2 separate regions of the Homo sapiens genome follow, and region 1 is linked to region 2. A link is a contact called in ENCODE POLR2A ChIA-PET data. All regions are on one chromosome and are shown on one strand. Each heading gives the region's core, a stretch centred on a gene start or an enhancer-like site at or near the end of the contact. The rest is flanking DNA. Distances are from core to core; before and after follow the strand shown. Region 1 has its middle 40 kb from the start of LINC02606. Region 2 has its middle 19 kb from the start of MIR34AHG.

Evidence for each region. ChIA-PET counts read pairs that join two places held with the same protein, here RNA polymerase II (POLR2A).
Region 1: POLR2A ChIA-PET joins it to region 2 with 14 read pairs in IMR-90. The contact joins two enhancer-like sites. POLR2A ChIA-PET finds 5 or more read pairs at or near these places in 3 of 52 experiments (AG04449, BJ and IMR-90).

What each region holds. Positions count from the first base shown.
Region 1 is chr1:9,387,702-9,390,401 of GRCh38, reverse strand. No RefSeq gene overlaps it. Among named protein-coding and RNA genes, the nearest start is that of LINC02606, 40 kb to the left of the region's middle. Within about 2 kb of position 1,403, at least 4 of the 41 ENCODE cell types and tissues checked have a DNase peak (open chromatin) inside an H3K27ac peak, as active enhancers do.
Region 2 is chr1:9,200,415-9,203,114 of GRCh38, reverse strand. No RefSeq gene overlaps it. Among named protein-coding and RNA genes, the nearest start is that of MIR34AHG, 19 kb to the right of the region's middle. Within about 2 kb of position 1,299, at least 6 of the 41 ENCODE cell types and tissues checked have a DNase peak (open chromatin) inside an H3K27ac peak, as active enhancers do.

The DNA of each region.
Region 1 (2,700 bases), core at 154-2,653, 190 kb before region 2:
GGAGGGCAGTGGGTGATTAGGGCTCACTGCAGCCTCCACCTCCCAGGCTCAAGCCATCCTCCTACCTCAGCCTCCCCGAGTAGCTGGGACTACAGACATGCTGGGACCACCATGTTGGCTATTTATTTTATTTTTTTTTATAGAGACAGGGTTTCACCATGTTGCCCAGGTTGGTCTTGAACTCCTGGGCTCAAGCGATCCTCTTGCCTCAGCCTCCCAAAGTGCTGAGATTACAGACATGAGTCATCACGCTTGACGGATTTCCTTCTTTATCTGTTTCTTTATCTGTCATGCGATGTTACGTTGGAGTCAGGTTGAAAAGTGAGCCACATTAGATCAGGTGAACTAAAACCCATCTGATGAGATTCTACGGTTTCTAGGGTGTGACTTCTGTAAACCAAAGGGTACCTGAGACAAGTCTTAATTTAGGAAGTTTCTTTTGCCAAGGTTAGGACACGCCTGTGACACAGCTTCAGGAGGTCCTGATGACATGTTTATTATACAAGGGGATCAGGGCACAGCTTGGTTTTATACACTTTAGGGAGACATGAGACATCAGTCAATATATGTAAGATGTACATTGGTTTGGTCTGGAAAGGTGGGACAATTCGAAGTGGGGAGGGGGCTTGCAGGTCACAGGTAGATTAACAGAAAAATGGTTGCATTCTTTTGAGTTTCTGATGAGCTTTTCCAAAGGAGGCAATCAGATATGCATTGATCTCAGTGAGCAGAGGATGACTGAGTTCGGTCTGTCCTTTGTCCACAAGGAATTTCCTTGTGGACAAATTGTGAGGGAGGTATGTAGCCTTTTTTTTTTTTTTTTTTTTTGAGGTGGAGTCTCACTCTGTCGCCCAGGCTGGAGTGCAGTGGCGCGATCTCGGCTCACTGCAAGCTCCGCCTCCTGGGTTCACACCATTCTCCTGCCTCAGCCTCCCGAGTAGCTGGGACTACAGGTGCCCGCCACCACGCCCAGCTAATTTTTTGTATTTTTAGTAGAGATGGGGTTCCACCATGTTAGCCAGGATGGTCTCGATCTCCTGACTTTGTGATCCACCCACCTCAGCCTCCTGAAGTGCTGGGATTACAGGCGTGAGCCACCGTGCCCGGCCATTTAGTTTTTTGTTTTTTTTTTTGTTTTAATCTTAGTAGCTTTTTTTTTTAAGGAATAGAGTGGGAGGCAGGTTTGCCCTAAGCAGTTCCCAGCTTGACTTTTCCCTTTAGCTTAGTGATTTTGGGATCCCAAGATTTATTTTCCTTTCACACTCCCTAGGCCCCTTAGGTAGGAATTTGGGCAAGAGAGAAAAAAGGTCAGAATTTAGTCCTCACCCCCGACCTGGTCCCAAAGACTTCAGCACCATAAATCTTCCCCAGGGACAGATGACTCAGCTCCACCCCGGCTGGCCAAGCTGCTGCTTCAAAGTGTGCCCTTCCAGCTTCAGGCACTGTGGCCCCAGATGCTCCCCACGGAGGCTCTGGAGGAACCCTGCCTACCATAATCAGGCTATGTGACCCTGGACCGCCCTTGAACCCTCTGGGCCTCAGCTTCTCCTGCTGTAAAAAGGGGACTTGCTCCCCTTTTTTGAGAGGCTCTAGTGGGACTTCGGATGTTAGCAGATTACCCAGGCCTTAGGAGATATTCAGCAAGTGCCACGCCCAAATCTAAAACCCCAGCCTCTGAGCTTCCCCAGGGGTGCAGCAGAGTGGGGCACTCGACACTTATCCTGTCTGTGGACGTCTCCCTTTTGTCTCCTCTCAGATCAGCTTGTGCCTGGACGGCCTGGAGGCCCAGGAAGTCAGAGCGGCTGGCCAAACGCTGCCTTTGTCACCCTCAACATCCTCAACAAATGCTTGTTTGAGTGGCTGATGTGCGAGCTGGGAGGGCTTTGTTTATTCCAGATCGTGCATTGAATAAATACGTCTTGAGCTAACACAGTGCCAGGCAGCGCGGGGCACAGAGAGGCTGAGGGGACAAGGCATGGCTCGGAGTCAGAACAGTCTCTGTCTGAACCCTGGCCCTGCCTCCTGACAGCTGTGAGTCACGCTTTGGTCAAACCTTTCCCCTTTTGTGCCTCAGTTTCCCCCTCTATAAAAAAGAGGACAGAACTGCAACCTCGTAGGAGTGCTGTCAGCATTAAATGAGGTGGAGTGTTCTGGGGGGCTTTGCGTGGGGCTTTCGGAGCTGGTTTATGGAATAGCCTGGAGTCTTTTGATTTTTCCTCCAGTCCCTGCCTGCCAGCTGTGCAAGGTCAAACTACTCTCCCTGTTCTTTGACTCACAGATTTTCCTATCATTTTCATTTTCTTTTCTTTTTTTTTTTTGAGACAGAGTCTCACTTTGTCACCCAGGCTGGAGTGCAGTGGTGCAATCTCGGCTCACTGTAACCTCTGTCTCTTGGGTTCAAGCGATTCTTGTGCCTCAGCCCTCCCAAGTAACTGGGATTACAGGTGTGTGCCACCATGCCCGGCTAATTTTTTTTTGTATTTTTAGTAGAGATGGGGTTTCCCCATGTTGGCCAGGCTGGTCTCGAACCCTTGACCTTAAGTGATCCACTGGCCTCGGCCTCCCAGAGTTCTGGGATTACAGGCGTGAGCCACTGCGCCCGGCCCCCATCATTTTCAAATGTAAAATGCTCAGGCCTGTGTATTGAAATGCTCTGGTCTCTTCTTCATTCTTCCCTTCTGCTTCTGTTTTAGCTCTTCC
Region 2 (2,700 bases), core at 50-2,549:
CGGGTCTACCTCTGCCCTTCTTGATAAAGCAACGGTGTCAACTTGTCTGGTGCAAAGCAGACTGTCGGCTCATCACCTCTGCTCCTTCCTGGGCATCAGGCTGCAATTCTCAAACTTTTGAACAAGTCCCGCCTTCTCCAGAATTAAGGATTAAAGACTCTGCAGAGTCTCAATCTTCTGTTTTTGTTTTTGTTTTGTTTTGTTTTTTCAAGAAAAGCATCTTCAGGTGAACAAATCTGGGAGGTGGGGCAAAGCTTTGGACCTAGTTGTGTGAGAGCGTGGGGGAGGGAGGAGGCTCCGCGGAGAGGTGTCTCTATAGGAGTGAGCATCTTGCAGTGTCAGGGGTTTAAATTCAACCGGCGGGGGGCGGGTGCATGGTGGGGGAGACCATCCCTGCCTCCTGCAGCATTGACTCCCGGCACCATTTGGGTGCAGGGACCCAGCTGACACTTCTTATTTCGGGTCCTGCCTCTCCCGAAGCAGTCTGAACTTGCCAGCATCCAGGCAGGACGGCAGCAGCTGAGCAGAGGAGAGAGGTAACTTTCAGGGAGGGGTGTGTTGGTTTCTGGATGCTAGATCAGCTCATTGACACGCTCCTTGGATAGCCAGCAGAAAGATCCCCTTTCCTTTGGGTTTTAAAAAGCTTTCTCCCCTAAGAAGCCGGAGTCCTCTGCCTGCACTTTGCAGAAACTCTGGGCGCTAAGAACTCCATCCAGGTCCTTCCCCGTTGGCTTACCGGCACAGCACTGTGGGGAGAGCTGAGTCAGTTGCTCACAGGAGTAAATTTTTAGGAATAATTTTTTAAATTGCTGTTTGAATTCTTTTTTTTTTTAAAGATTGGGTTTCTTTCTCATGTTGGTTTTATGTTTGCACCTTGTATTTTAATTAAGCTACAAAGAGTATAAGTTTGTGGAGAAGATTTTGGTGGAGGTTTTACGATTAAAAAAAAAAACTACTCCATTGCAGTCCCGCTGCAGTCCCAGAAACCTGGTTTAACTGCAGAGGCTCTCACGGTACAGCCTGCTTCTCCTCTTTACCCTTGCCAGAGTCTGAGCGTCTGGTTCCCACCTGTCTGACTTCTCCAAGCCCCCCATCCCCATCTCCTTGCCCACCTACCCTCTGCGAAGGACCCCGGTAAGTTGGCTGATGTCGGTGACAGTGGGGTTTGAAGGAGAATTTGGACACTGCAGCTTTAAGAATGCCGTACTGCGAAATCTTTCTCCTTCAAGTGACTGCAGACCGCAGCAGCGGCAGAGGCAGCAGCGGCAGAGGCAGCAGCAGAAGGAGTCAGCTGGAGGAGGAGGAGGAGGAGGAGGAGGAGGAGGAGGAGGAAGGAGAGGAGGAGGGAAGGAGGGAAGGAGGGAGGGAAGGGGATGCAGCCCATTCTCAGGTCAGCTTGTTGGGTACCTCGGACCAGGGAGTGCTCAGCCCTGGGCAAATCCAAAGCACAATCAGGACGCTGACTTTGGGCTAGTTTCCCTCTCCCACATGCTGGGGGCGGAGACCCCGTGGACTTACTGATGAGTTGAGGCTTATTCCTTGCCTCAGTCGCGTGCCATCCTGCCGCGTGTGTTTGCGTCTGGTTAGCTGGCTCTCTCAGCCATGTGGAATTGGGCCGGAGAATGCGGGTCTGGTCTCTGTTGTGATCTTTCTCCAGCTTGGCTTGAAACCTGGGAACACTGACGCAGCCTTCATGGTCTTGTTCACTGGGGATGGAGGTTTTCTTCTTCCGGATTTACTGAGATGAGCTCTGGAGGGAAACTCGAATAGAATGATTAGTGGCCGCCGGGGCAGAGGCTGTAGCATTTAAGAAGGGGATGGACTGCTTCTGTGTTGGTAGCAGGTGTTGAATGATGGGAGCATTGGGTGCCAGGCAGAAGAGGAGGGGTCTCCATAAGGGGCTCGTCTAGATGGGACTGCACAAAAGCAGCAGGAAGCACACTTGGGACAGTGGCTCTTTCTGGGGAAGTACATAAGCAGCCTGAGACATGTGAGCTATGGTCTCTGGGACCCAGACTCCTATGCACCCAGCCAAAGGGCCTCCCCAAAGTCATTTGCTGCCTCAGTAGGTGCCGGCTGGAGGAGCTCCCAGGCTGGCACTGCTGAAGTGGCATTCCCTGACACGCAGAGCTCAGATCAGGTCTGCATGGGGGGCGACATTATACAGTGCCAACAGTGGCATCTGCCCAGGTGGTCCTGGGCACTGGAGGGCTGAGCTCCTTGTGATCCCTCCCAAAGCAAAAGGGTATCTTTTTACAAAGAAATTTTAGATCTCACCATAAATCACTCAAAGGATGTGCAGCAAACCTCTCAGATATAAGTTATCCAGGCAAGCCCCTGAAACAGCAGCTGGGCTTTTGGGAACGGCTGAGGCTGGTGGAGCCACATGACCCCTGTGGGTCCCTGCATTGTGTTCTGGTTCTCGCTATAGACAGGAGCCTGAATTGAAAGCTCGTGCTTAGAGAACCTGCCTGTACCGTGGCAGGAAGCTGCTGGCGTTGAAGCTCCCTGGGGCATGCAATGTGCTCATACCAAACACCTCAGTCATTTGGGGAAATTTGGGCTCATAGACAAATGTTTAATGAAGTCTTAGACCAAATCATCGCCTGGACTAGAAAAGCACTCTGCAGGCTGAACACAATTCCCTCCCCCAGAATTAGGAGCGACTTTCTACTGGCTGCTTTCGAAGTGCCCGTTCCC